Linked DNA regions of Homo sapiens: region 2 is linked to region 1. A link is an interaction called in ENCODE POLR2A ChIA-PET data of the cell type or tissue named here. Cell type or tissue: Caco-2. All regions are shown on one strand. Each heading gives the region's core, and the rest is flanking DNA. Links, peaks and the distances in the headings are about the cores only. Region 1 has its middle 100 kb from the start of LINC02214. Region 2 has its middle 31 kb from the start of LINC02214.

The links. ChIA-PET counts read pairs that join two places held together with the same protein. Peaks named below come from ENCODE experiments on the same cell type or tissue, not always from the same donor. Only the 100,000 strongest peaks of a DNase experiment are listed, where the experiment ranks them.
Region 2: POLR2A ChIA-PET joins it to region 1 with 5 read pairs; 1 of 35 experiments calls an interaction of 5 or more read pairs at or near these places.

The regions. Positions count from the first base shown.
Region 1 is chr5:116,857,300-116,873,392 of GRCh38, reverse strand. No RefSeq gene overlaps it. Among named protein-coding and RNA genes, the nearest start is that of LINC02214, 100 kb to the right of the region's middle. RefSeq lists enhancers at 5,177-5,924, 7,872-8,415, 8,416-8,960, 10,593-11,137. In Caco-2, for the core only: no CTCF peak of the experiment used is centred there; a DNase peak (open chromatin) is centred at 8,982.
Region 2 is chr5:116,723,375-116,739,467 of GRCh38, reverse strand. No RefSeq gene overlaps it. Among named protein-coding and RNA genes, the nearest start is that of LINC02214, 31 kb to the left of the region's middle. In Caco-2, for the core only: no CTCF peak of the experiment used is centred there; a DNase peak (open chromatin) is centred at 7,827.

The DNA.
Region 1 (16,093 bases), core at 6,522-11,521:
TACATACAAAATGCTATGAAAATTCATTCATTTGTAAAACTGTTTAAAAGAAATAAAAGATAATTTTGTGATCTCGTATTCTTTGCAAATGCTTGTTGGTTGAGTTGTAAAAGAGTCTTAGGACAATTTACTACATTGTTAACTCTAATTCAAGATTTTCTTGAAACAAAAGGAATGCTTGCCAAATATGTAATCATCAAACAAAAAAATGTCAGTATGACTCATGCAGCAAAAAAATGACAGTGTGATTTATGTTTTCTCACTGATATAACACTGCATATAAATGAGTTATATTTGAAATTCCAAGGAAAGTAAAACCTTATTTATGACCTAGTAATATAGTATGGAAATTAATGATGAAATAGAAATTTTTCATAATACAATTGAATCATAATGATTTTGTAATTTTAAAACATAAATCAATATATCAAAAAGTTTAATTGTAATCAACAGCATTATGTAAATTGCTTCAAAAACTAAAAGAAAAAGTTAAATAAGTCTTTGTTGATTGTGGTAAATCTAAAGATACTTTAATTTTTTAAGAGACAAGGTCTTACTCTGTCACCCAGGCTGGAGTGCTGTGGCAAAATCACAGCTCACTGCAACCTTGAGTGTCTGGCCTCAAGTAATCCTCCTGCCTCAGCCTCTGGAGTAGCTGTGACTACACACACCCAGCTATCTTATCTTATCTTATCTTATCTTATCTTATTTTTGGTTCCGGGGGGTGAAAACAGGGTCTTTCTATGTTGCCCAGGCTGGTCCTAAGCTCCTAGGTTTAAGCAATCTTCCCACCTCGGCCTTCAAGTGCTGAGATTACAGTTGTTAGCAACTGTGCCCAGCCTAAAGATGCTTTTCAATTTATGCAATACCACTTTGAATTTGATGGCAATAGTACCAATCTGACACAGAGTTAGTGAATTTACTTAATTTGTACATATTGTAAAATTATGGGGATAGCAGGTCCCAAGTAGGTCAAATAAATTCTAAAAAAGATGAACTAATTTTGTAAAATAGATGCAACTATTAAAAGAATGTGACTTTTTAGTACTTATTTCATTTTTTGGAAAACTTTTAGGTATAGCTGTAGTTTTTTGCGTATGTGAATCTACATTTTGAACTATAAATTTTATGAAATCTAAATATAGAACACGTATTTCCAATGAAAGTTTAGCATCCAAATTAAGATATGTTATAAGCGTAAACCACATGCCAGATTTTGAAGACTTATTTATAACGTATTCTTCATTTTGTTTTTATGCAAAGCCTTCAAACGTTTTATATTGATTATGAATGGAAAGGGTAATATTTTGGATATATTGGGTTAAATAAAAACATGTTTGCATTAGTTTCACTAAATAGTCATGAATCTATGCTGATAAAAATAAATAATACTTTTTTTTTTTTTTTTTTTGAGATGGACTCTCGCTCTGTCACCCAGGCTGGAGCGCAGTGGCACAATTTTGGTTCACTGCAACCTCCACCTCCCGGGTTCAAGCGATTCTCCTGCCTCAGCCTCCAAAGTAGCTGGGATTACAGGCGCCCACCACCATGCCCAACTAATTTTTGTATTTTTAGTAGAGATGGGGTTTCACCATGTTGGCCAAGATGGTCTTGATCTTCTGACCTTGTGATCTGCCCGCCTTGGCCTCCCAAAGTGCTGGGATTACAGGGGTTAGCCACCGCTCCCGGCAATAAATAATACTTTTCAATAAATACATGAGGAAGAATAAATAAATTTCCCATGAAGAATTTCAAATGACCTATGGAGATTCTTCCCCCTCAAGGAAGTAGAGCTTAACTCTCACCCTTAACTTTTCTTTCCAAAGAGTACAGTATGGAAAGAAATGGGAGTATAACTCTATGGTAGAGAAACCTGTCAAACACTTAGCTCAGCCAGATTATCAAGGTCATCATTTAAATATCATCTAAATCAAATATATGTGAGACTTAGGGTACAGTTCATCCTGGGGCAAATTGCCCTCTAGCTGTGAACGTGTAGTGTCAAATACATTATTTGCTTCCAAAATACAAGGGTAGGACAGATATAGGCTAGACATTCCCATTCTAAATGGGAGAAATAGTAAAGAAGAAAGGGATAACAGGTCCCAAGTAAGTCTGGAACCCAACAGGGCAAACAACATTAAATCTTAAGTCTCAAAAATAACCAATAACCTTTGACTCAATGTTCCACCCTCTAGACACATTGGAGTAAGAGTTAGGCCCCCAGAGCTCCAGGTAGCCCTGCCCTGTGGCTTTGCTGGGCACAGCCCACACCACAGCTCTTACTAGTTATAGCCAAGTGCCTTAAGCTCTCCCAGGCTGGAATCACACCTGGTGACTCTACTAGTCAGAGGTTTCAGAGGCAGCCTTGCCCCCATGGCTCCACTAGTCATTGCCCTGCTGGGGGTTCTTTGTTGTGGCCTAGCCCCACAGTGGCCCTCTGTCTGGGTCATATGCCCAAGGGTCCAGGAGGCTCCATCCTTCTAAATCTAAGTGGAGGTAACCACACTCCACAGCTCATGGACTCTGTATGGCCGTGGAGATGGCACCACCGAGACACTGCCAGGGTTTACCAGTTGTGCCCTTTTGCAGAGTGGTTATTGTACCTGCACTGCACTTGGGCCCACTGGATCTAAAATCTGGGGTGGCTAAGGAGCACTGAGCTAGAATGCAGGGAGCAGAGCCTTGAAGGGGTGCCAGGCAGCCAGTAAGAAGGTCCTGTAGAAGCCCATGATCCCTCATTTAAAATCATTCTGCCCCCGAGGCTTTTGCACTCTGGGCCTCCAATGAGAGGGGCATCAGTGATGGTCTCCAAACTTCCTTTGTTGTTATTCTTCCATTGTCTGAATGACTACCACTTGACAACTCCATACTAATCTCCTCTTTATCAAACAGCAGTTTGGCCATAACTTTGGTGGTCTCTCTCAAATATACTTTCTAATTCCTTTAAATATGGACAAAGTGATAATTTTCCAAATCTTTGCATTCTGCTTCTCTTTTGATTAAAAATCCCATCTTTAAATCATTTCACTCTTCTTACATTTTACTATCTGCCTCCAAGAGAACAAGAGAAGCCAAGCTGAAGCTGCACCCTCAACATCAACACTTTGCTAAGAAATGTCCCCAGCTTCATTTCCTATGTTATCATTCACAAGTTCCATCTTTTTCCATCTTTTCCACAAATACTAGGGCATGAACACAATTCAGACAAGTTCTTTGCCCCTTTTTCAGTAAGGATGGCCTTTTCTCCAGTGTCTAATCAAATATTCCCCATTTCCACCTGAGATGTCATCAAAATGGACTTTACTGTCCATATTCCTATCAACATTGTTTATGATTTTGTGATTTCTTAGATATGCACCTCAAAACTCTCCCAGCCTCTCTCTATTACCCAGTTCCACAGCCATTTCCACATTTCAGGTATTTGTTACAGCACCATTCCATTTCTGGTACCAATTTCTATCTTAGTTCATTTGGGCTGTTATAACAAAATATCATAAACTGGGTAGCTTATTGACAACAGAAATGTATTGCTCATACTCCTGGAGACTGAGAAGTCCCAGATCAAGATATCAACAGATTCTGTGTCTGGTGAGGGCCTATTTCCTTATTAATGGTGGTACCTTTTCACTGTGTTCACGTGGCAGAAGAGACTAGCTAGTTCTCTGTAGTTTCCTGGTTAAGGGCACTAATCTCATTTGTAAGGGCTCTGCCCCATGATTAAATTACTTCCCAAAGGCTTTACCTGCTGATATGGCTTGGCTCTGTGTCCCCACCCAAATCTCATCTTGAATTGGACTCCCATAATTCCCACGTGTTGTGGGAGGGACCCAGTGGTACATAATTTGTATCATGGGGGCAGTTTCCCCCATACTTTCTTTGTGGTAGTGAATAAGTCTCACAAGATTTGATGGTTTTGTCAAGGGTTTCTGCTTTTACATCTTCCTCATTTTCTCTTGCCACCACCACATAAGAAGTGCCTTTTGCCTCCAGCCATGATTCTGAGTCCTCCCCAGCCATGTGGAACTGCAAGTTCAATTAAACCTCTTTTTCTTCCCAGTCTTGGGTATGTCTTTAACAGCAGCATGAAAACAGACTAATACACCTGCTAATACCATCACCTTGGGGTACAGGATTTTAACAGATAAATTTATCATGGGGCAGGGGCAGGTAGGGGTGAATAATGGCACAAACATTCAGACCATAGCCAGGACATTCTACAAAATACCTGACCAGTACCCTTAAACTGTCAAGGTCATCAAAACAAGAAAAGTCTGAGAAACTGTCAAAGTCTAAAGAAGCTAAAGAGACATGATGGTTATCTCAGATGGGATCCTGGAACAGAAAAAGGACATTAGGTAAAAACAAAGATAATATGAATAAAATATGGATGTTAGTTATTAATAATGTATCAGGGATGGGCACAGTGACTCATGCCTGTAATCCCAGCACTTTGCGGGGCTGAGGCCAGCAGATTGCTTGAGCTCAGGAGTTTGAGACCAACCTGGGCAACATGGGAAAATCCTGCCTCTACAGAAAAAAAAAAATTAGCCGGGCATAATGGCATGCACCTGTGGTCCTCACTACTAAGGAGGCTGAGGTGAGAGGATCCCTTGAGCCCAGGAAGTCAAGGTTGCAGCAAACAGTGATTGCACCACTACACTCCAGCCTGGGCAACACAGCAAGATCCTGTCTCAAAAAAAAAAAAAAATATCAGTATTGTTTTATTAATTGTAACAAACACACTAAATAAATGTAAGATGCCAACACTAGGGGAAATAGGATGTGGAGTAAATGGGAACTCTCTGCATCATTTTTGCAACTTTTCTGTACATCTTAAACTATTTTAAATGTTTCTACAAAAGTTAACAATAATATATTATATAGTTCCAAATAGCTAGGAGGAGGATAACAAATGTTTCCAACACAAAAAAATGGTCGACGTCTGAGGTGAAGGATATGCTAATTATCTTCATCTGATCAATATTCATTATAAGCATCAAAACATCACTATGTACCCCATTATATGTATATTTATTATATGTTGACTAAAATTCAAATTTAATTTAATTTAAAAAATTAATTTTACCTGCTTCTTTTTATTTTTTTAAATATGGTACATTTTGTAATGTGGCTAAATTTTAAAATTAAACGTATAACTTGCATTATTATTTTATTGTTCAGCACTGCTTTAGCAAATGGAGTTGCTATGGTGCAAACAGCAGTGAACCTGCTATCAGGAAACCTCAGTTTGAGGCTTGCCTTTACCATTTACCACACATATCACACACCCTCCTAGCCCTAGGTGTCAGGCCTCTGAGCCCAAGCCAAGCCATCGCATCACCGGTGACTTGCACGAATATGCCCAGATGGCCTGAAGTAACTGAAGAATCACAAAAGAAGTGAAAATGCCCTGCCCCGCCTTAACTGATGACATTCCACTACAAAAGAAGTGAAATGGCCTGTTCCTGCCTTAACTGATGACATTCCACCACAAAAGAACTGAAAATGGCCGGTCCTTGCCTTAACTGATGACATTCCACCACAAAAGAACTGAAAATGGCCGGTCCTTGCCTTAACTGATGACATTCCACCACCAAAGAAATGAAAATGGCCTGTTCCTGCCTTAACTGATGACATTCCACCACAAAAGAAGTGAAAATGGCCGGTCCTTGCCTTAAGTGATGACATAACCTTGTGAAAGTCCTTTTCCTGGCTCATCCTGGCTCAAAAGCACCCCCACTGAGCACCTTGCGACCCCCCAACTCCTGCCCACCAGAGAACAACCCCCCTTTGACTGTAATTTTCCTTTACCTACCCAAATCTTATAAAATGGCCCCACCTCTATCTCCCTTCGCTGAATCTCTTTTCGGACTCAGTCCACCTGCACCCAGGTGATTAAAAGCTTTATTGCTCACACAAAGCCTGTTTGGTGGTCTCTTCACACTGATGCGCATGAAACTAGGTCCCCTCATATACAAAATGAGAATAAATAAGTCATTGCAAAGATGATATAAGACGGTTTATTTGAGGCAGGGAATGGTGGCTCACGCCTGTAATCCCAGTATTTTGGGAGGGTGAGACGGGTGGATCACAAGGTCAGGAGACCAGAAACATCCTGGCCAACATGGTGAAACCCCATTTCTACTAAAAATACAAAAATTAGCTGGGTGTGGTGGCGCATGCCTGTAATCCCATCTGCTCTGGAGGCCGAGGCAGGAGAATTGCTTGAACCAGGGAGTTGGAGGTTGCAGTGAGCCGAGATGGTGCCACTGCACTCCATCCAGCCTGGCGACTCAAAAAAAAAAAAAATTTTTTTTAAAGATGGTTTATTTAAAGGAAACTAGCACAATTCCTGGCCTATAATAAACAAACTCTTACTGACCGCTATAATGTACTGTATTCTTGCTCTTGCAAAAGAAGGCAAATAATCACAATGCAATACCAGAAGCCCTGGGGCACCAGAGAAAAAGGAATGACTATATAGTCAGAGAGAACATCTGAACTGGATGGCTAAGGATTGAGAAGAGAGTCCTACACAGGTTCAGAAAAACTGTGTATAGCCATGTTGATACCTCCAGTGTAGGAGTTAAACAACAATATAGACTTGTTTTCCCCTCATAGTTAGGGCTCAGTTTCTATCCATTTGGTAACTGCTTTCTCCACTGCCTACCTATCTTATTTTCTGCATGTATGCCCCAACTTAACACTTCATATGGAAAACTAGCACACTACAATTTCTACATTTTGTCATTTAACTTCTGTATCATATGCATAAAATTATTTTTGCCTTGAACTGAAATGAGTGTAATTTTAACTCATAGGGAAAAAAAGGGCTTGCTTATCTACACTACATAATCTATTTACACAATACTTATGCTCATCCAAATTTAGCCATACTGCTAAGGAATATGGCCCAAGGTTTTCTTCCCAGTGGGAGATGGACAATTAATTTTATTTCCAGCAAATGCTTTAGTGACTGTACTCTCTTCTCCTATAGTTGGCTTTCTCGCCATCCATCCATCCTATTCTACCCATTCATTCATTCATTCCATGAATGTTAAGTGTCTACCACGTGTCAGACACTGAAGATACATCCTTCTGCATGAATATGTTGTCATGCCATTTTCCTATGTGTTTGTCATAGTTTCCAGATAAAGTACAAATCACTTAAAGATCCAAATTATGGCTTCTCTCTCTCTCTCTCTTGCAGTCCTTTTACCTGCCAGCCCTCCTTCACACTCCAATCATTCTCCGCACACGCACACACACTACCATCACGATTACAGGGGCCAAGGGGAAGCCTCCCCTTTGCCCTCTACAGGTTTGTTGAAAAAAAAACTGACAAAAGACAGATTAACTGGAGAAAATACATACAAAGTTACTAATGTGCACATAGGAGAGAATCACAGAGTGATCACAACCCCCCAGTGGGGTACAGAAGCTTATGTACCACCTTGAGGCTACAGAAAGAATGGGAGCACAGAACATGGCCAAAAACAGAGTATTGTGGCAAATCAGATTCCAGTGGCCACACAGGTTATGGGCTGGGGAGAAGAGCTGGCTAGCAAAGGAGGTCTTGTTATACAGATGAAATCTCACCGGGAGCAGCCCTCAGAGAGAATAGAGAGTGAATGTTTCTTTCAGATATTTAAACGTGTCACACTTTCTCTCCTAAATCTTTCTTAGATCTGGAAAAGGGAAGGTCTCAGAGAAACTTGGCTGCATTAATGCAGATTTTCTGTACAGATGCAAATCTCTCCCACAAAAGACAGCTTTGCAGGCCTTCTGAACAACCATCTCAAAATAAGTCAGACAGGTATATTTTGGAGTAAAATATTTTTATTTCCTTCACTACCAATATCCATGCCTAGTATACTTTCCTACCCAGAAGAGGGAGAATGATGTGTTTTAGACTCAGCTGGAGATAAAGAAGAAAGGGAGGGAAGTATGAGATCACCTCATTTTCTCCTAAACATAACGTATCAATCTTTTTACCTTCACATTTCTCCTAATTCCAGATTACAAGTTTTGTTGTACTTTTCTTCCCACGAAATCCAGTTTTCAGTAATTGTGACTAAACTTGGGCTTGTGTCTTGGCAAGCTGTCTTCTTTTATTTGATAGATCACAAAAAGTTTCTCCTAAATATCCACCAAACCAAGTTTACCAGTCTTGAGAAAGAGAGACACATGCCACATTTCTCATAGGAAATGAGGTTATTGTGGGGTTTCAAGATTTCTCTATCCAACACTTGCCATGGTACAAAACCTTGCCATGGTTTTATACAAGTGAGGGCCAGGGGTAAGTTCAAGGTGCTGATGAACAAACTTGAACCAGCACTTTATTTGACTTTGACACAAACCAGATCTCAGGCACTGAAAGCAATTTAACTTAATTACTCTCCCAGTATGGAGCAAAATGGGGAAACTGAGTGCTATAATCAGTGCCAGTCTTCTTGACTGATCTGATTGTTAAAGCTGCAAAGGAAATCAGTTGCAGTGGTGGGGAGGGGGTGTTGCTTGGTTTCCTTCCTACTACTTAGTTATTATTCTGAGGAATGCATTTAATTACAGAGAGAACTCAGTTATTTGCTTTCTAGTAGCGGGCTCTTTTTTGGTTATTTCTACCGGCGCCATTCCTTTGCTGAAAAACAAAGGCATGTTTACAACTAGACCACATCTTTTGGCTTCCATTCCAGAGCTTTCTCCCACACCAAAGGAAAGCAAGGTAGTGTAATGCAAATAGCACCACAGTAGGCTACCTTTGCCAACCAGGGACCCATTTTCAACTGCATGCAAACTAGAGCTCTCCAAAGACCTGTGAACTGTAAATAACTTGGGTTGTGAAAGGGGTCAGCTTGGTTTAATTTAGAGCTTCACAGAGCCTTTCTGTAGAAATTCAAACGCCGGTGAACAAATCCCTCTGGGGCCTTTAAAAAAATTCCAGGGCCAGCACCTCTATTTACTCTTTAGACTCCTGCCTGTCTGGCGGAGGTCTGCTATTAAAAGCTAATCAGTTCTTCTATGGTTGCTGCTGGGCTCCCATAGGCAAGCCTGCCTCCTCACACAACCCCTGAATTGAGCTGCCTGAGTTCATAGCCGACTGGGGAACCCGGTAGAGGAAGCATTTACAGAAAAAGCATTGCTGAGGTTAATGCAGAGGCCAGGAAATGGCTGGGGGACCGGCAGCTAGTGGCCAGATCTTATCAGCCACCCAGCATAGCCCTCTTATTTTACAGTGGAGAACTCATTGGAGTCCTGCCCCACTAACACAGCTGAAGTCACCCAAGGAATTTCTTTTCCAAAACAATGTATCCTCAATTTCACAGTGGTCAGAAAAGTCAAAAAATAGTACGGAGCCTCTTTGCTCTCTGTTACCCTATTGCTGTCTGTCCCTTCTTCAGAAGTCATTTATAAGGAGACCCAGAATCCCAAAAGATCACAAGAAAAGTGTTCCAAATGAATAGATGTCAGGACCAGAAAGGTTCTAAGGACATCTTGTATCCTCCTAAATTCTCTGTAGACATATTGGCTTCCTTCAAGCCGCAAAAGGGATTTACGAAAGTTTTTAACTCTCACTTCAGCCATGCCCAGAAAATGGCTTAAATTATTGCAAAAAGATTTGAGTTAGCTTTTAGGAGGAGCCTTCTTAATGCAAATAATGTTAGGCATGAAATACTAAATAAGATTTTTCAACATGTTTTGCTCTAAGGGTATTTAAAATAGAGCAGATTTTTAATTTGTTTCCTGAAGTTATAAGAACAGTTCTGCTTTGAATCAGATGATTTCCCAAAAGTGGAAAACTTCACAAGATTTATTGGTAAAGACAGCTGCCTATTCTGGCAAGGAGAATGAAAAATATCCTGGTATATACCATAAAACAAGTTAATACTCCATTATGATCCTAACCTAGAACTGCTCCCCTAAGAAAGAAAGTTAAACTTTTTGAAGCAGATGGTTTAATGCATGATCCTCCCTTATCAATTTATACTGCAAGGAGATACCATGACAGATCAATGCTGATTTACCAGATGAGGGCCATGGTTCCTTTATAGTTCGAAAGCAGCCTCATCTTCTCTTTGATCAGCTGAGTCTCTGCACTGCTGACTTCAATCATGGACAACTGGGCCTTTGTGGGGGATGCTGTAGGCCCTCAAAGGTTTGTCTTCCTCAAATATTTGCTCTCCCCACCCCTTACACACTTAAGCATCAGATTTTTTGGTTTGTTTGTTTGTTTCTAAGTTGAAACAAACTTTGAAATCTTTGAGCCAGTCTTTGGTTAAGATAGGCATCTATGGTTATGCAAATATATTACCCAGGAAGGAAAATGTTTAATCTGTTAGTATCTATCAACCTGTTGGTATCCATATGCCCTTTGCAAGGTCAGTGAATACCTACACTAAAGAGTTTCCTAAGACCACCTGGCAGAAATCAAAGCCCTGAGAGCCCTGAACTGGGAAGGGTGTGTGTGTGTGTGTGTGTGTGTGCGCGCGCGTGTGTGTGTATGCGTGTGTGTGTGCATGCACGTGTGTGTGTATGTCAGAGAGAGAGATAAAACAGAAAGAGAGAGAAAGGAAAGAGAGAAGGGAGAAAGAAGAAAGGAAGGAAAAAAGGTAGGAAGGAAAGGAGGAAGGGAGAAAGAAGAGAAGAAAGAGAAACAACAAGAATACTATGACTGGGCTGGGCGCCATGGCTCACACTTGTAATCCCAGCGCTTTGGGAGGCCAAGGTAGGCCGATCATGAGGTCAAGAGATGGAGACCATCCTGGCCAACATGGTGAAACCCAGTCTCTACTAAAAATACAAAAATTAGCTGGGCGTGGTGGTGCGCGCCTGTAGTCCCAGCTACTCGGGAGGCTGAGACAGGAGAATCACTTGAATCCAGGAGGCAGAGTTTGCAGTGAGCCAAGATCATGCCACTGCACTCCAGCTTGGGCAACAGAGTGAGATTCTGTCTCAAAAAAAAAAAAAAAAAAAAAAAAAAAAAAAAAAAAAAAGAATACTGTAGCAGATGCCTGTAATCCCAGCTACTTAGGAGACTAAGTAGCAGGAGGATTGCTTGAGTCTAGGAGTTCGAGGCTGTAGTGCAGGATGATTGTACCTGTGAATAACCTCAGCACTCTAGCCTGGGCAACATAGCTAAACCCCATCTCTAAATTCACATTATTATTATTTTTTTAAATAGAATACCATGTGAGGGGTGTGAAGGCTGAGTGAAGAGCACGGTGTTCAGGGGAGCAACACTGAACACAGATAGATTCCCTGTTACAGTTTTGTTGAGGATAGTCTTGCACTAGATGTGCCCGCTCTTCTAGGTACTCACTTTGACTTTGAATCAGCACTAGAAAATTAGGACCTAGACTGTGAAGTGCTAGGAGGTAAACCTGGACTGGCAACAAGAATAACTAGAGCAGCTTAGGGAGCCTGGCAGGGTAGGCAGGCAAACTCAAATGTTTCCCTAAGAAGGATCACAGAAATCTGTCACCAGTGTGACTGATCAAGAAAGGGAGTTCTGAAAAGCAGCTGTTCTGTTGCTATAATACACACACCACTGCACATATGACGCCTGAGCCTGCCCACACAAAAATGAGTATACTCACAAGAATGCACACACACGTGTGTGTATATTTACAGTGATGCATTAAGCAAGGGTAGCTATGTGTGCAATTGGTTGACACTTTTTCTTAAAAAGAACAAAATTATGCATATACTCAAAAAAAAAAGAGCTGAGTTCTAAATCACTTCTAGAAATATCTAATCTCAGTATATATTTTCATGACTACTTTCTCCTGGTAAGTTTGACCTCCTTCATTTGGTTTCATAGACTCTGTATTTGATTTCTAGATGGTACACATTGCCAAATGCCAACATGTAGAGCGTTGTTTACTTTGGTCTTACTATATTGGCACCCTACCACACGTGTAAGAGTTTAAGCAAAAGCTGGGAAACCAGAGATTCTGTGGCCTTGGCCCCACTTGCCTACAGACACTTGGGCATTGCCAGACCCAGTATGAACTTATAGAAACTGCCCACCATGAGCAGGTGAGTCATTTAATATAGCCCAATTAGCTGCATGCCTGAATTAAGTGACTCTCCTGGGGACCCAGATGATTGACAGCCAGATCCCCATGTCTGGATTTTATCCATGAGACTGCCTTCGCTCTCAAGCCTAACCTCATTCATAGCTTGAGATGAACCACGTTCTTTCCTAAATGCCATTTATTTTGAATGAGCATCCCATTCCCAATTCCTTTCTTTCAGTCTCAACAGTTTGATAGCCTGTGACACTTTCCTCTGATTGGCCCTTTCCCATTCTCACCCACTTGTGTTGTTCCAGCTCATGCTTTTGGTCCTTAAGCCAAAGCCCTGCCCATCTCCAAGAGAGTTTCTCTATGCTTTTAGATTCTCCTCTTTTTACAGTGACTTGACCTTGCAGAATTCTTGGCTGTCCCAGGTAAGACTCTACCCTGCCTATCTCTTTTCCTCCATAAGTAAACAGATAATAAACTGGAAAAGGAAGGTAAATCCAGATTGTTTAGAAATGTAGAGGAACAAAGAAGGTGGAGCTGAGGCAGGAAACATTAGGTAGAACAGAGTAGAGGTCATAGATAGAAGAAGGAATGAAGGAAAGCAGGAATGGAACATGGGGGAGAGTACTCAGCTAAACTGGTTAAAAGGCTAGATCAAGAAAAGTTAACCTTGGCCTAAGAAATAAGTCACTGGGATCGATTTAACCCTAGGAAAGCTCCATTTACCTCAGGCAATCAAAAAAAAAAGTATGGAAACAAATATCTTAGCAGAGAAAACATTGAAGGAAGTAAGATTTCCAAAGTGCCAAAGAAGAAAGAAAATGAGAAAGTCTGAAGGCCATCAGCTGGAAAATCCATGACGGGGAGAAACTGGGGAAAATGTGTGGATAAGTTTCAGAGAAGCAACAGTCATCCAAACTTTTACAGGGCACAGCCCCTCTGCAATAAACCCTTTGCAGTTCATCCATCACTCATTAAAAGTGCACCAAATGAACCTTAAGGGAGATAGATGACCTTTCATATTTTTTCATGAATAATGTTAGTGATGATGTCTTTCATCTTCACGGAACTGCTTAGGGCCTAAAATAATTCCCAACCCTCCCTGCCCTTAATACAGAATGAAGTAGAAGGCCCATGGCAGAAGCACTGGGAATGCTAAGCATCCGTTTACTATTTAATTTTACCAGAGCACATAGTCCTTACGAACCAGTGTCTACTGTAAAATCTCTTTGGTGAGTCAGCATGTTGCCAAATTCTTCCTTTAAGCCTTAGCACAGCTGTGACATGAACATAAAAATACAGCTTCTTCTTCACAGTAAACTATAGAAGTAGAGTCCATATTCCTCTGGAGAAATAGCTCAAGGAGCTAAACTTTTTCTCTTCTCAGTACCAGAGTACCATCCGGTAGAATGAAATATTAGTCACTAAACAAGATTCTTGGAACTTGATAATGAATAAATGGAATTTGAAAAGTGATAAAAGGGCATAACTCAGATGCTTATGAAGCTCTGAGCAATATAGTGCTATGCAGATACTCAATATTAATGCTGTAATAGAATTTTAAGTTAATTTCAAGTTGAAATCCCCTGGAATATGTTCAGACTAAAGTCAGTATTCATTTTCTGATTAATTTTTTTTTAACTAAACTTACTTTCTCTTTTTTATCTAGGCAAAAGAAAAGAGTTAGAAAAGGTTTTAGTTGCAGTGAGTATTTCTTTTAAACCAAATGGGAAAAGCAAAAATCTAGACCTTGAAACCTCAAAATGCCTGCTTTAATTATTCTTTGTCATTTTAGGCAAAGATGATATCTTCCTTCCACATTATTTGAGTACTTATTGTAGTTTATTGTAGGAGTAAAGAGCCCTCAGAAGGTTCATGGAAAAATCAACACACAAAAGGTAGGTTAATAAGAGAAAAGGCACACAAATCTATTAGCATGTACAGGAAAGAATCACAGAGTGATTATATAAAATCCCAATGGGTCACACAGGTTTATATACCCAACTTCTGAGGGAAAAGGAAGATAGGGGAAGTGCGGATAATTTTAGGGAGAGAGTAAAGGATATTTAGGGGAATTCAGTAGGCTTGAAGAAGATACAACAGCCTGTGACAAAGTCTGTTGGGGCCACAGAGAGGGCAATGATTTGTGACAAATGTCTGTCCAGGTTTGTTGACAGACTTCGGTCATCCTTCCTGTAATATGAGGTCAGTTAATGAAAACGTAGGGAAGAGGCTAGAGGTAATTGTCTTCTTCTTTGGCAGGTACAGATTTTAGGCAGATAAGAAACTTCAGAGAACAACTTCATCCTGTTCTTTGGGACAGACAGAAGATTGAGAGACAGGAAGTTTGCGAGAAAAGGTCACAGAGACCTTGTGGCTTCTTGTTCAGTTTGTCAGAGGCATGTGATACAGAGCAACTCCATCTTAAACAGAGCTGAATAAAATCAGGCTGAGACCTAATGGGCTGCATTCCTAGATGGTTGGGGCATTCTAAGTCATGGGATGAGATGAAAGGTCAGCATGAGATACAGATCATAAAGACCTTGCTAATAAAACAGATTGCAGTAAAGAAGCCAGCTAAAACCCACCAAAACCAAGACAGCCACAGGACTGACCTCTGGTCATCCTCACTGCTACACTCCCACCAATGCCATGACAATTAACAAATGCCATGGCAATGTCAGGAATTTACCCAATATGGTCTAAAAAGGAAAGGCATAAACAATCCACCCCTTATTTAGCATATAATCAAGAAATAAGTACCAGGTGCAGTGGCTCATGCCTGTAATCCCAACACATTGGGAGGCCAAGGAGGGTGGATCACCTGAGTTCAGAGGAGTTCGACACTAGCCTGGCGAACATGGTCAAACCCCTCCATCTCTACTAAAAATAGAAAAAATTAGCCAGGCATAGTGGTGCAGGCCTATAGTCCCAGCTACTCAGGAGGTGGAGGTAGGAGAATCACTTGAACCTGGAAGGCGGAGGTTGCAGTGAGCCACGATCATGCCATCACACTCCAGCCTGGGCGACAAGAGCAAAACTCTGTCAGAAAAGGAAAGGGAAGGGAAGGGGAAGGGGAAGGGAAAGGGGAAGGGCAAAGGGAAGGGGAGAGAAAAGAAAAGACAGGACAAGAAAAGCACTAAAATGGGCAACCAGCAGCCCTCAGGGCTGCTCTGTCTATGGAGTAGCCATTCTTTTATTTCTTTACTTTCCTAATAAACTTGCTTTCACTTTACTCTATGGACTTTCCTTGAATTCTTGTACGAGATCTAAGAACAAGTGCAGCATGTCAAAGTGCCATATTCTGGGGTATATTTCTGAGCTCCAACATTATCAACTCAAGAATATCTGCATTTCTAAATTTCCTCTGGCTGAGAAGATTTTATCCATGAACGAAGCATACATTTAAATATAAAAGTAATTTAGAAAACAGGTACATATATTCAACTTCGTACCATCTCATTCCCCAATCTATCAACAATTTCTCAATGATTAGATAGGAAAAGATGATGAAGCCATAGATTGTTCACTGAAAAATCAATACACAAAAAGCAGATTAATAGGAGACATGGCACACAAATTTATTAACGTGCATGAGAAAAACCACAGAGTGGTTATCCCAAGCCCCCCAAAGGGATACAGAAGCTTATATACCATCCTGAGGTTACATAAAGAATGGGAACTCAGAGCATGGCCCAAAACAGGTTATGATGGTAAATCAGATTATAGTGGCAAGACAGATACGGGAGGTGGAGAAGAGGAGGCCTGGCTAGCAAAAGTGGTCTTGTTATACAGATGAAACCTCACAGGTAGCAGCCTTTAGAGAGAATAGATGGCAAATGTTTCTTTCAGACCTTTAAGGGTCAGACTCTCAGTTAGTCTTTCCTAGATCCAGACAAGGGAGGCCCTTGCAGAAAGCCTGGAAGCATCACTGCAGATTCTCTACAGACGCCAATCTCCCCCACAAAAGACAGCTTTGCAGGCTCTCTGAACAGCCATCTCAAAATATGTCAAAGAAGTTTATTTTGGGGTAAACCGTTTTTGTTTCCTTCAAAGCCATATTA
Region 2 (16,093 bases), core at 5,700-10,699, 130 kb after region 1:
CAATCAAACAGACAGATAGGAACACACATTGCAACTCCAGCAGGAGTTGTAAAACTCTCGAGCTCTGTTTTCCCCTTTTAATCTCTATCAGCTCAGAGTATTGATATGGACATAGAGAAAATAAGTGCACATTCATAGATGCATTTCATCAAAACCAGGCTCTGAGTGGCTGGAAGTAATACTGGACTCATCACCAAATACCCCCTTTCCCTTCTGTCCTGGTGGGTATAAGCTGACGATGCGCTGGGAGTGATGTCAAGAATCAGGAAGATTATGGAAACCGCAAGTTAAGAATCAGTAGAAAGGGTGGCTGGAATTCTGCCTGGAAAGCAGTTTTGAAGCCAGCAATGTAAGAACTAACACATTTGCAGAGACCAGTTCAGACAATTAGGACATGTCCTCTGTGGACAAAGTAACAGATGTTGCTGATTTTTTATTGCTGTTGTTCTTGTCTGCTTGTTTTGGATTGGTTGGATGTTTTTGCTTTGGATGGACAAGATGGGGGAGAAGGCAGGACATATACTTTTCAACATGATTTCCCAGATGGAACCCTTTGCCTGGCAAGGTTTACACCTTGACACTTGTCTGGCTCTGGCAGATAAGGATTTGAGAGCCGGTAGTTGAGTTGGGAAGTGATCCCAGGAAATAGCAGTAGGGGAGTAGGGGAGAGAAGTAGGGGAAAGGAAGGAGGCCAAAATACAGTGTGCTAATAAGCAGGTTTTTCTGTGAGCAAGCGGGATGCAATCCTGCCTGAGCGCCTGGGGAACTCCATACAGCAAGCCTCAGACTGGCCCCACTCTAGAGGCAAGGAAGCTGGGGTATTTATCCAAGTTACTGAATGAGGCTGCCTCCAGGGTCATTAACTCTGAGAACCGAGCAAAGCCGTGGGAGCCTACAGAGCAGGGCCTGCCTAGGGGATGTGGGCAGGGCACCAGCAGCATCAGCTATAGTCTCCACTCTTCATTGTCTGCCCTGTTCCAGGCACAGGAGCAGCTGGTGGCCAGGAGCCAAAGCAAGCACCAGGAAAACCTGATTCCAGTAAGAGCCAGCAGCCCTAAAAAGGAAGTGGTACTATGCACATGTGGTGATGTTTTGCTAGGCGCACTATTGTGGGTTCTGAAAGGGGCCCTCTGAGAGGATTTGCAATGCCTATCAAACCATCCAGAAAGGAGCTTCCAGCTCAGCGGTGTGATGGCGCTCAGTGGGTAACAGGCATGGAAAAGCTAAGGCCGCCTGGGACTTGGGGCTAATTAAGTGCAATCCTGTTTCTCCTTCCATCACTGCTGAAACACATCAGCCAAAATCTCCTAAAAGCCCTAAATTTGCAGCCATCTTCATCTCTTTAATTACTGTGTCTGGTTCACTTTATTTGCAAGCATGGGAGCTTTTTACAGCATTTTCACATTTCTGTGCAAGGTGTCAAAGAACCATAAAGACCCCGGGAGAGAAGAGAGGAAAAAACTCTCAGTCAGGCCAACGGCTATGTGACTGGCCCTTTCTCTATGCACTAAAAAGGTATTTAAACAGTGTAAACCTGAAGAGAGCATAAGTTGGCAAAGCTCTGAAGCCTAAAGATTCTAGAACTCAGTCTAAATTGAGAGGGGGCAGCCGGAAAAGGCGGTAGAGTGAGTACTGGGCATGCCACCCAGGCCCTCCCCTTCAGGACCAAGGGTTGTTTAAAGTTGCTGGAAGCATTGCAGCTGGCATCTCACAGCCTAGTCCCTCTTGGGGAATTGTCCTCAGCTGAAAGGAGCTGCCACACCCAAGGGTGCCTTCCCTCCCTGGGGCATCCCTCCTTTAAGAACAGATTTATGTGGAGTACAAGCCCCTTCCACCTTGGCTTTAGTTGAGACACCTCTGAAGGGCCATCCCAGCTCCAGGGATCCCTATAGGATCAGTTGAGGGCCCCCTTCCCTGCTTTCCTCAGACTAATGCTGTTCCCAGAAGCAATTCACAATAAACTTCCTACACATACAGTGCTGCCTCAGAGTCTGTTTTTTGGGAGAGGCAACCTATGACAGCCATGGATGGTGTGTGAAATGGCAGACATGGTGACACCTGTCCAGATGTTTCTGGAAGTCACCGTGTTGAGGAAAAGCACCCCACATACTGAATGGGTGGCATTTCTCACTATTATTCCACAGTGTCCTTACTGCATTCTAAAAAATTAGCACATTTAACATGATTGAAAATGTTACTGCATAAAATGTCTGCATTGCAAAATAAAGCACTAATACCTTAACAAAGGTACCAAGTGAAAAATTAAGGAAAGTAGTTGAAACATACATGATAGACAAAGGGATAACTTTATTAATATATAAAGAGCTTTTGAAAATTAATAAGACCAGCAACCAAAAAGTGAAATGAAGAACATGAACGGAGTTTGCAGAAAAACAAATTACAAAATGGCCTTCTCACCTATAAAAAGATATTTGGCTTACTCATAAGAAAATAAATGCAAATGAATACTATCCTGAGATGCCATTTTCACCTAACAGATGAATGAAGATCCAAAAGTTGAATAGCATGCTGTGTTGGCATGTGTGTGAAGTAATAGATACTCTCATAAAATTCTGGCAGGTGTATAAACTGGTACAACCTCTTTGGAAGGCAAATTGGCAGTAGGAAATGCACATACACATTGACACAACAAGAATTTGGCTCTTCTAAGGACATATAAATCCAAAAAGTGTACAGGGCATACATATGGGGTTGTTCCTTTTTGCATTGTTTATAGTAACAAAAGACCAGGATGTTCAAAATGTTAGAATGATTAACAAACATCAAAATGTTCATCATTACCAGATTGAGTACATTTATTGTAAATCCATCAATAAAATATTCTTCAGCCTAACTCTCCTCTGCTCACCCTGGAAAGGACAAGTTCCAGGGCCAAAACGACCCTGAGGAGAGGAGAGCTGGCTGTCAAAGCTATAAAACAGGTAGAGCCTGGCCTAGCATTTCCGTGTGGACTCAACTTCTTTCCCAGGTTTCCTCAACCTTACTATCACTCTGGGCAGCAGCCTGGATTTAATAATCTTTGCAATTCATTGCGCTTCTTATGATAAACAGTTGATGTAAAAACATACTTTATCACCTTTTATAGTCTAACAGGTTATGCAGTTCATTATTCTGACTTATATTAGCCTCTCACTTGAACAAACAATTGTTTGTAATGTAACTATAAATTATATTTAATTTTGGGATGTTCCATCCAATGCAAGGAAGTTTTTCTGAATAATCTTGGTAGAGAGTTCATTAAATAGCTTTGATTCACAGAATGATTAAAAAGCACATCTTGCATAGGTTCATTCTATTTGTTATGGTCTCTAGTATCTTTATTCAGAGGAGTTTTAAGGGTCTTCTATAATCTATGTCAGCCATAAATTACTGTGTTAAGGGAGAAAGAATCTTTGAAGCAAAACCTTCTTTAAATATTTTTTTGAGGCCAGGCGCGGTGGCTCACGCCTGTAATCCCAGCACTTTGGGAGACCGAGGCGGGCGGATCACGTGGTCAGGAGATCAAGACCATCCTGGCTAACACGGTGAAACCCCGTCTCTACTAAAAATACAAAAAATTAGCCGGGTGTGGTGGTGGGCGCCTGTAGTCCCAGCTACTCAGGAGGCTGAGGCAGGAGAATGGCATGAACCTGGGAAGCGGAGCTTGCAGTGAGCTGAGATCATGCCACTGCACTCTAACCTGGGTAGCAGAGCAAGACGCCACCTCAAAAAAAAAATTTTTTTTTCGAGATACTGATTTCTGAAAAATTAACAGAGAAACCATAATTTGCAAAGCCAAAAGGCTCAGAAACCTGCTTCTTCTTGGCAAGGGTAAAATATTCTTAAAAACGTCCTAAATATTCTTCAGAAACAAAATTACAATGGCCAAAAGAAGAGGTAAGCACGGTTCCAGCAAACCTCTATCCAGTGCTTGTTTAAAAATGGGCTGCCCTTTCCACAAAGAAGCCTACGTTATCTATCATAGCAGGTGTCATTTATAGCCAAGTTTTTCCAATTCTGCCTTACACAGACTGCAACGAACTCTGCAGAAAAATTTCCAACGCATATAAGCTCAGAAGCACACACCTGGATTTCAGATCTCAGTAAACCTGGATTAGCATACACCATTCACTGACTCAGCTGCACAGTTGAATCCCATGGATATTGCAACAAAGGTTTGAAGAAGAGATGAATTGTGCTGGGCCTTGTCAATTCATTCCAAGTGTCAAGATGACATAAAAAGGCACAGGGATATTTCTTTACTGGTGCAGCTCTTGAGATAACATGCGGGAGGGAACTCTGTTCGCTCTTTTGAAGAACTGAAATACCATTCCTCATATTACACAAATGAACTGATGCATCATCAATCATTGGTATTTGAAAGGACTTTGGACCATGGGATGCATTATTCTCAACCATAACCTGCATATTGTTTTTAATTGCTCTAACTAACCACATAAGTGAATACTTGCTTGGAGTTCAGATAGCAACTCCTCCATCAGGTCTTTTGGCAGCTTAGGAGTGAGTATTCTTGGCAAGGAAACTTAGCAGTGTGTTGATTAAGAACTTGCTCTGCCCAGTCTCATTCTCTCAACATCTCTTCCCTGCAGCGCCTACCCTGCAGCTCCTCAACCCCAGAGGCCTTCTCTCCCCCTGCTCCCAGTACATTTTCCCACAAAGCCAGGCCAGGAATTTGCTGGAAAACCTGAAAGTCTTAAGGGGAGTCAGCACTGGTCCTTCAACCACAGCAAATGAAGTGAGTGCTGGGAGACTGGCAGGGAGCCTGCCTCTGCCTCCTTGGGCTGATGTATTGTAGAAGTTGTGCCAGGGACTGGTGGGGACAGCCCGTTTTATGAGGAGTCAAGGCTGTGACATGGAGCCCTTCCAAGGCGTCTTTCACACGTCCTTGCTACTCCTCTAATAAGCCGGATTAACCCTGAGTAAAGCACAGGCTGCTGGAAAGAGCCTATAAATTTTATCTTGCACTGTGGCCCTAAAATGCTGGTCTTGCTTTTGGCAACTGCAAAGCTAAACAAATGAGCAGCCCCTGGCTTGCCTGTCCTCCACACAGTGAGGGACACACCTCTCAAGAAGCAGGTTTATGAAATGTGTGTCCCCAGGTGGGCTCCAGTGTGGGTGTACTTGAACGTGGCTCTTGTGCTCTAAAACCAACTCGACTTTTTTCCTAAGGTGGAACTGATTTTCTCTCCCATCCTCCTTCCCCCCAACTCTCTCTCACTCCTAGGAGCCGGCTCCAGGGGCATGCAAACTGAGAAGTTGCATAGGATCCTGGGCTCAGCAGGGCTCCACACTCGGTTTAATGCTTTGTTGCTGCCTTCTTGAAATCCTTAGTACTTTCTGAACAACAAGTCCCGCATTTTCATTTTGCACTGGGCCCTGCAAATTATGTAGCCAGTCCTGCTCCTCGTTTTACAGATCCTGCCCTAGAGGAAGACATGCTGGGAAGGACAACCTCTGCGTGGGCTTTGTTTTCTGAGATGAGGGTGGTAAGTTTTCCTGTCGGGAGGCTGGCCAGGTTCTTCACAACTTCACTTGATGCCTTTCATATTTGTGGACTTCCAGCTCCCAAGCCCAAGCCCCGCTTGGCACTATTTTCAAAACATTGTAGAAATGAAGAGTTACTGAATGATTAGAAAATTCCAGACCCTCTTCTGAGAGCTTTATGTACATTTTATCAGGTAATTCTCACAACAGTATTGCAAAGCAGGCATCATCATTACCCCATTTTAAAGATGAGGAAATGGACTTTCAGAGAGTTCATGTAATTTGTCTCAAATCAAACTCAGATGTAGTTAACTCCAAAGCATGTAGTTTTAACCACTAGACCATACAGCTTGATTATAAAAGGAAAATATGTTCTTCATTTCATTGCCAGTAAGATTCTTGATGGATGTGTTGATTGATTGTGAGTTTGGAGACTAAGACTGGTGGGAAGTAAAAAAGTAATAGAAAAACATTCCTTATTTTCCCCCACTGAGTATATAGGAGAATATAAACCAATATTGCCAGGCTGCCATAAAGAAACAATCTCCTGTAATTTTTTCCTTTTCAGTTTGGTCTAGGCATTATTTTTAAGGTTGTTGGCTTGGGTAGCTGTAAGCACTTTTGGCTCTAGGACTGTGGGATACATTACCCAAAAATGTTTCAGGCTCCATAGTTTCATATCTCCTCAAATGCATTCAGCAGACCAAAGATATGCCCACAGACCAGCAGCAGAGATTTTTTTTTTTTTTTTTACAATAACCATCATCATCTAATAGTCAAAGCAAATGTTTGTTAATTACTGTGAGCCAGCCAGTTTACACATATAAATGTATTTAATCCAATCTTATAATTTAAGCATTATTATTATAATTTTACAGATGAGGAAACTGAAGCCAGAGAGACTAAATAATTTGGTAAGATCATTTAGCTGGTAATCTTCAGAGCCAAGATTTGAATCAAGGCAGGCTAAGGCAAAAAGCCATGCTCTTCTCCCCTACATGACATGAAAGCTGGTGTCTTCTGTAAAAGGCACGGTTCTGCTCACAGAAATCTAGAGAGATTAATAATCAGGAGTGGAAGGGCCAATGGTGTCTCCTGACCCTGGAACCACAGTGCCCTTTCTTGCTTGACATCCCCTTATCTACATACCACTGACTAAATGTGTGTTTACTGGGGATGAGACCCCTGGGGACACAACACAGACAGCACCAGGGGCTAAATGATTCTTTATTGATCCTGATTAGATTAAAGACGGCCATAACTCAAATGACACTGTTGCTTCTGAATTTCCTTATGGTTCCTGCAGGGAGTGATAACTAGGTAATATAAGGGAACCTCTTTCTTGACAGCTATTTCTCATAAAACTACTCACCAAAGGATAGAATTCATAAGGGAAGAGGGAAGACACTTCATGAGGCTTCATTTATCTCATTTAATTTATCACAACACGCCTGAGAGGAAGGTATCACTATCTCCATTCTATAGATGAAGAAGCTGAGGTTCAGAGAAAATTTGGTAACTTGCTCAAAGTCTCTCTGCAAGTAAATAATGGAGCTAGGAATTCAAATCCTGGGATGCTAAAATAAAACTCAGTGTCTAAAGTATGAGATATACAACCTCTTCAAATGCTATGTTGTGAAGCCCAGCACCAGCCAGCTGGCTTATATGGAACTGTTCACTATCTTATTACTCAGCATAAACTGTGTTTCCAAGGCCAATGTTGCCCTCAACCCTCCAGGCCATGGCTTTCTAATCAATGCTAGCTGTTCTTTGAGGTTTTCTCGTCATCTCTGAGGAGGTTCTTCATAAACCTTTGTTCTTAGGACTCTATCACACTAATTCAGAATCATTTTAATGGGACAATTTTATGTTTATGGAATATAGTAATAGCAACTTACCTTTTACTAAACCTACTAATCTTCTTTTTTCTTCCTTTGCTTTCCCTCTAATTCTGTGAGTCTGGGAACTGAGTTATACTTTAGAAAAAGCACCATGCCAGACTCATTAACTTTGCAGCTGTAGAAGCTGATCTGTACTGAAAGAAAGGAAAAAAGAGAGCTTCCTTCCTTCCCTCTGTCCACTCACCACCTTCAGACAGATGTAGGCATCTACACGTGGGTACACACACACACACACACTCTTATACACATGCACAGAACCACACAGGCAAGCCCACAAATTATATACATTTGCACACAAATCAACACACACACATGCACACATCTGGGCATGCTCACCCATGCATTCACACAGGCCCATATATACAAATATGAACATACAAACTTGCTCACTCCCTAGGGCTCATTGACTGGGTGGAAAAATTCTTGGAATGCAGATGGTCCAGGTAGACGGTTTTCTGTTCTAGGAAACTGCCTTTGCCCTCTTCCATCAGATATGCCCCTCTTTGCTGGAAGCCAGTCCCAGGGACTTACGTGGTGCTTTTTATTAAAACAAAGACTGTAGTCACTTTCCATTAATGACAGTGATGTGACTCTACATCATAAACAGAATTCTTATTTGTTGAGCAACATTTTTCTATCCATTGGCAACCTTTTTCAGATATGTTACTAGCTTTAATCTAGATATATAATTATGAAAATGAAGAATAATTATTACTTGGAAGTGACAATTTCCTTTATAAAGGATTCACCATGTTTTGAAAGAAGTCTTTTAACACATTCAAAACATGACTTCGCCGATAAGATTTAACTATCTGCTGGGCTTCCCAGGATCACTATTTTCACATAAAGTTCTGGAAGACAATCACTACTGGACTCACAGATATTAAAACTTAATAGTTCTGAATAAACAAAATATATAAGGAGAGAAACTCTTGATTTGAAATCAAAAGTTAAAATGTGTTTAGTGGAATTAACTGCTTAATAAAAGAAAAAGAAAAGTTACTTCCAAAGACATTCAGAAATCCTAAAGGCAAAGTCAAGGATGAAAAATACATGTGGTTTGCGGATCTCCAAAGGTGGGGAGCCCTGGAGGCCTTCCCTAAGAGTCCGGTCTTGAGGCTACCTCCACACCCGGCATCCAAATCTTTTTTACGTTCTTTGCTGCCAGCTGGCCCCAGGATCATCAAGCAGTCCTAAATATAGCCCAGCTTTTTTTCCTCTTTGCTGGGGAAACGATCACATTTTAGTCCAGATGAAAGCAAGGCAAATGACTACTTTTCTTGGAAAGCATATGTTTATAATTTCTAATTTTGCAAGAACCAGGCAGAGTAAATTCAGTTTATTAAAACATGAATTTAGCACATTTGTAACAGACTGGTAATATTTATTCCTACTGGACTTGAAATTATCTTGGATGGTAAAAAAAAATCTTTAATTATGCATCGACAAAGGACAACAGAACACAATGCATTGTTTTTTTAAATCTTTCCCAAAGCAAGAAAATCATAGGTTAAACGTTTAATGTTCTTGCAGTCTTCATTTTATTTCCATCAAGTTCTCAAATAAGAAAACTTTTATTTTGGCACAAAAATAACCCTCCATTATGTGAAATGTACAGATTTACAAGTGGACTGATTTTTTCCATTGGATTCAGGAGGATACTAGAAATTCACAAAAACAGGCTTCCTCAATTTTCCATAGCATTGGACATTAACTCTGGAAAAACCCAGAGAAGAATGATTGTACATGTGTGAAGTGATGTTAAGTTTGCCCAAGACATACATATTGCATCTCATTTTGAACCTCACACAACTCTGATATATGGGCCTAATTACTATCTTTTCTGACCCCACCACAAAGATAGAGTTGGAAAGATTATTTAGCAGTAAGAGAACTAAGGTCTAGAGAAATTAAATAACTTGGCCAAGGTTCCATAACAAAGAAATGGAGGAACTAAGACTAGAATCCAGACCCGCAGACTCTCAGATCAGTCAATTTTGACCATACTTACCATCGGAATCAATTTTCCCTTGGGGTCTGGTGATCAATAGCAACATGGTCTCCTGGGTAAGTAAAGAGATTGCTTAACAAGGGACTTCCATGGTGGTGGTGGAGAGTCAACAAGGCCTTCTGAAGACTTCTGGAGTGCACTCCTGCCTCACCCAGCCTCAAATAGCATCTGCTCTGAGTATAAAAGAATTGCCTCTAGCTTCTATCTCCCGTGCCAATTCCAAATGATGGGCAGGGACTGCCAGGAGTTCCAGGCTGAAGAGGAGTGTTCAGTGGATTATTCTGGAAGCCATGAGCAAAGGTGCCATGAGTATTGGCCAGGGTACAAGGACAGGAAATGGAAGTGTGACTTGAGTGTCAATTCTATGGCTTTGCTGTAGATGGCTAGTATGTGACCTGAGGGTGCGCATTTTCTTACATACCTGCTTTCCTGTCCTAAATACTTTTTCTGAACATCCTTTTTATCTCAGGTAATTAGGATCCCCTTCAGAATGCAAATCCTTTTTACTTTCCTTTTGAGGGGTAGGTTCAAGGGGAGAGGTAGCACACCGTGTAAATCATACTCATTAAGACCTGAACTCCACTGCCTTTATCAGGTTCTTTAACAGACCAGGCAAAGGTTTTGAAATGGGAGCTGTTCCAGCTGATGGAAGCCTCCCCACATAAGTGTTTTATTGGGCAAACTCTGAGGTTAGCAATTTCTTCAACTTGCCTGCTCTCCACAGAGCATGAGCCACCCTGTTCACTCTAAGTCCCAGTGCTCTCACCACAAAACAAGCACCACTTACTAGCCTGTCTGTGCAGGTATCACACAGCGTACCTTTGTGATCTCATAGGTCTAGGACATGGCATGGATATTTTCTGTTGAGAGCTGAGACAGAGGGAGGCAAGAGTCTCAGATCCAGAGAGAATGGGGCATCTTCTTATTGAGGTAACCAGGCAAGAGAGTGAAATTAAAGAGGGGAGGCTGCCAAGTGACAGGGGTTACTGAGATATGATCAAAATAAACTTGACATTTTTGCTTCTAATTGAATAGCACATTGAGCTTCTTGAGTTCCCGCAACTGCCACTTTGCAGACTGACTGAGCTTTCAGCATTACCAGAAAGAGGAGGACATCACCCTTTCTCCACTCCTACTCCCATGCCCTGCACAAAGGCAGGCAGAGTTGGCAGCAGATGCTTTTTCCCTCATTCTGACACAGGGCAGAATGGTGGGTTTCTTTCCTAATTCCAAGGGCAGGGGATGTGTGACCTGGTGAATAGCTTTCTACTCTTTAGAATTGCTCTCTCCTTTGCTTGCTTTCTCTGTCCTCACCTGTTCATGACAAATTATTTCTCTATAGAGCTCCTGTCCCTATGCCACCCTGTTCCATGTGGAGAGATTCTCATTGCTTTTGATCTTTTTTGGATTAACTAATCCCTTTGTATGTTCAGATTTGTTGTTTATATACAATCTTTTAAAACTGATGAAATGGCAAAGGTAGAGCAATGAGTTCTCTGATTTTTATCTCCCGCACGTTAGAGATGAATTCTAAGTGTATCCTTAGAAGTGAGTTGCTTCCTCCTAGATTTCATTTTCATGAGGCTAAGAAAGCAATTGAACAGGGAGTGAGGATTTTCAGAGCTACAATTGTGGCCATGTTTTAGATATATGGAACTCCCTGGCTGTATTCAGATTGAGTACATCAACCAGACAGAAATATCTTTTTCTATTCCTAAGTCTTTTCTTCACTTTAAAATCTAAAATTACAATGAGGGACAAGATTGCTATTATTATATTATTAATTTATGTTTATTTATTTATATCCTTCTTTGTTCCAGAAAAGATTTAAGGCAGCATAATATATGAATGTCTGATCTATTTGTAGGAGCACTTTCATTGGATTTTTTAAAAAATAAAATCCACTTATTAATGATTGATATGTTAATGATTTGATTAATCCATTGGGTTTGATTCATTTACATCATCATTTACATTTCATCAAGACATGTTTTCAAGGAGACACTTGATGTCCTTCTCAAAATGCTCCATTTTTCACCATGGAGAACTTTTATTTTCCATAAGCAAACAAAATGTAAACCTTGAAAGTCTGATTGATGAGAAGCTAAAATCTAAGCCTGGAGAGGTTAGGTAATCTCACCAAGGTTTCCCAAACCCAGGAGAAGCCCACTTCTTCTATAAGGTATATTTCTCTGTAAGACACATGAATCTACAAAATGTCTATAATAAATCAAGGTCACCTACCCCAACGGGCTGATGAAAGGCCCGGAAAGACTCAGGCCCAGGCACTGGGTTACTCTGCACCAGGTTAATATCTTTCTACTGAACCTTGAAGTCAAGATTTGACCTGCTAGGCATTCTTGGTAGGGATAAGTGGAGTTAAGTTTGTGTGATGTAGAGTGGTTAGGCCAGAACAGTATTTACCACAGTACGTGATTTGAGATGCTTTGAGTAGGATACAGAGAGAGCATCCAAAAACATTGACTGCATAGTAAAAAAATTGTCTTTTTCTTTTGATTCTCTTTCAGTGCTGCCTGTCACATTAAGGAGCAACTGTCTGCTTGGTGTTAGTAGACATTTAACAGCCCTCTCACTCTGGCAAAGTTCAATTGTCAACAAAGCGCTGGCATCAGGATAAGAACCTTCAGCAAGCAACAGTGACTAGCTGTGATCTAATGATAACCTTTCATTTCATTTCATATTTAGATTTATATTTACCTTCTCTTTCTATTAAATGGTGCTAGTTGTCCATTGGAAGGAGTCATATGAAATTATCTTCTAAAATAAATATATTCAAATATTTTTAAATCAGTTTAAAGAAAAAATTAAATAAACATTTACATAGGCGATATGTGAATGCTGAAATTTCAGGTAACAAGAAGAAAGAGGAAAGAGGGCTTCAGTGAAAGACCAGCAGCTGATGTCCCAGACAGAAGCTGGCATTAACCCCAGAAGAGCTGAGTCTGAAACCAGTACTACACTGACAAGCTGTGGAAGGTGATGAATGTCTTGAACATCTCTGGTTATTGGCTTCCCCATCTATAAGCTGGATATGATTAAAATATTGACTTCTTCACAGATTTGTGCTTAAGAATCAAATGAGCTATTTTAAGGGAAAGCCTTTTACCAAGCATAAAGTATGACACCCATGGAAGAGATTATAACTAAGTGAGGGATAGAGGAGGGATAAGAGAGCGGAAGCTAAAGAAGTCATTTAGGTTGAAGGAAATTGGTAAAATCAGTGAGAAAGATAATCCTGTGGCTGGGTGCGGTGGCTCATGCCTGTAATCCTAACACTTTGGGAGGCCAAAGCAGGCAGCTAACTTGAGGCCAGGAGTTCGACACCAGCCTGGCCAACATGGTGAAACCCCATCTCTAATAAAAATACAAAAAAATTAGCCAGGCATGGTGGCGCATGCCTGTAATCCCAGCTACTCAGGAGGTTGAGGCAGGAGAATCGCTTGAACATGGGGGTGGAGGTTGCAGTGAGCCGAGATCATGCCACTGCACTCCAGCCTGGGCAACAGAGCAAAACTCGGTCTCAAAAAATAAAATAAAATAAAATAAAATAAAATAAAATAAAATAAAATAAAATAAAATAAAATAAAATAAAATAAAATAAAATAAAATAATAAAATAAAATAAAATAAAATAAAATAAAATAGTAAATAAAATAAAATAAAATTCTGCAGTCACTGAAACTAGATAGGTCTGGTTCTTGGAAAGGTAGGAAGCAGCCCAGGTTGTGATTTGTTTTGTACAAGGGTAGGGGTCAGACAGACACACACACACACACACTCCAAAATTCTGCTTTGATTGAAAGCTCCACTAGAAGAGAGGTGAAAGCTCCATAAACCCTGAGTGTGGGGAAAACTATCCTGAGGGTAAAGCTTCCACCAAATGGACTCTGGGGGTCCCCTTCCCACTTGCTTTTATCTGTCTCCTTGTGGTTGGATCCTGATAGCTCCTGATACTTGCATGTGCAGCTGACTAGCCAGGGTTCATTATTCACCCTAGCTGTTGAACAGGGTGCTTGAGATGTCCTATAAGGACGGGTGGGCAGAGGAAATCCCATGAGGCCATAGCACTGTCAGCCACCCTTGGCACTTAACACCCAGCACCCAGTACAATGACTGACAGAGTGGATGCCATTTGGGTAAACATTTGTTAAGTGAGTGAAAAGAAGAAAGGTAGAGATGAAGGGAGAGAGCATAGGGAAAGGGAAAGGGGGAAAACAAGCTCGATGCTCTGGGCCACAGCTCCAGAGAGAGCTGGCTGCTGAGGCCAACCTCCAGAACTGTATCCTGTGCCTCCTCCTCTCCCTAGAAGTGCAAGTTCTAGGGAGCACCCGAGGCAGCAGCACGGTATTCCTAAGCATGGGCCTCTTGATCATGGGACTTAAATTTCCCCTTGACAACTCCTGAGCTGTGTAACACAGGGCACATTACTAACTTCTCCAAATGTCAGTTTTCCCTTCTGTACCATGGGAATGATCACACCAGCTTTGCTGAGTTACCGCTAGAATTAAATAAGATAGTATGTATGCACCTGATGAATGGCCCAGAAGCAGTTTCAATTATTACTGTTGTCATTATATATGCTTTACAAAAATTCAAAGAAATTATTTTGATTCTGTTAAAATGTGACATAATATGGATTTTCATTCCATAAACAGATTCTTATACTTTGCTTCCTAATTAGACTGTGTCTTGTCATGCCCGTAATTCCTGTGTAATTAAATTGAAATTAAATGTCAATTTACTTTGAATTACAGAGTAATTCTATGTATACATGCCACACAATCTGCATTTTGTTAGAAGATGACAACCAAAAATATCCTGACAGTCCCTCTGTAATTACATAGTGATCTCATTAAGATCAGCTTGACAAACTACCTGCCAAGACCTGAGGAAGAAAAAACCATGAGCTGGTGGAGGGTTCTGCGGAGGTTAGGCACAGGACAGGAGGGGAGAGCCTGAACTCACCAAGGACCTTGCCCCTCCCCAGGAACCAGTGACATCCCACCACAGTCCCTTTTGCAGGCAGATGAGGAAGAGGGATCCTTTAAAAGAAAAAATATTACTTAATTACAGAATATGTTAACCGATGTTGATTCACCTTCACTTTCTAACCCAGCTGTTTTTATTAGGTTGGTATCTGAGGTCTTAAATCCTCATGCCTCAAAGACAATGATATATGCAGAGGGAATATTTCAAACCCCATGCAGAAATTTTATTTTTTTTTATAATACTCAAAATGGCTTCCATCCTCTGATTTTTAAAAATAAAAATCGAAACATATTTGATATCTTATTCCTTTTCACCAATGAGCAGGTTAATATTTATATTATTTCTGATTGTAAGTGGCAGTGGGAAAAGATGATGTAAGTGGAACGGGGGAGAGGAGAACCAGGGCTTCAAAGAACCAGGTCAGGAGGCTAAGCAGTGACCCAGAGGTCCCCAGGCTTCATTCTGTTAAGACGCTCACAGCAAATGGGGCAGCAAGAAGGGGAAGCGCCTCCGCCCATGCTTTCTCCTTCGTTTTCCTCCTCCAAATCCACTGCAGCGCCCACTGAAGGTCACTGCTCCTCAGCCTCCTTTGTGTGGCTTTGCCTCTTGGTGCCCTCCTTGCCCAGGAGTGGCTTATTTCTGATTGCTAAACAAGCTCTACCCTACCACTCCTTTGGGACAAAGAATCTGGTTACTTTTCATTAACTCAAGTGAAAGGTTCCCTTTTCTGCCTCTCCCCAGGCCCCAGATATTCACCTGGCTGGGCCTGCAGGGCCCCCAGTGCCAGCTTCCGAGGAGTGAAAGGTCCTCCAAGCTCACAGCCCAGCAGTGCATGAGAGAAAGGAAGCCAGGGGACTGAAAGTCACGTCCTACCTCCTAGGCGGCACTGCAAAGCACACAAAATCCAGAGTCCTGAGTTTCAGAACAGGCTCTGCTTCTTACTAGCTATGATTACTCCAAGCAAGTCATTTAACTTCTGTGAGCCTCAGTTCTCCTAAATATAAGTGGAGATTAGTATAAGTTGTGCTCCTGACCTCTGTACGGGGTCACTGAGATAAGAAATTAGCTAACGTAGATGAAAATGTTTGGAAAGAACAAAAAAAAATACAGGTGTATTGCTATAATCATCATCAGAGATACGTTGGTCAGGGTTCTATCTCTTACAGATAATTGAAAACCCAGGCTAGCCTAACGAGATGGAGGAAAAAAGAGTTTGGGGTTTGGGAGACTCTTATAGCCAAAATGTCCAGGGTTGATGCAGCTTTAGGCTTGGCAGGTTCAGGGATCTCATAGTGTCCTTGGACTCAGTTTCTCTGCATCTCTGGGTTCTGCTGTGGGCTGAGTGTGTGTACTCTTCACTCTCGGGCTCTGTGTGGTACTGCGTGATTGCTTCAGGTTCTTGTCCTCTCTAACTCAAGTCCAGTGGGAAAGCCCATCTCCCAGAACCTCTCACTCCAATCCCAGGATTTGTTCTGCTTTGATCCATTGGGTCACATGTATACCCAGAAACCAATCACTGTGGCCGAGGAGATTTGGAGTTCTAACTGGTGCTGATTACAGCTTCCAGTCCTGGATCCAGAGGCACTGCTATCCACATCATGAGAGCTGCACGGACTGAGCAATAAAGGAGGGGCTTCCCAGGGGGCTGAGAAGAAGAGAGAACAGAG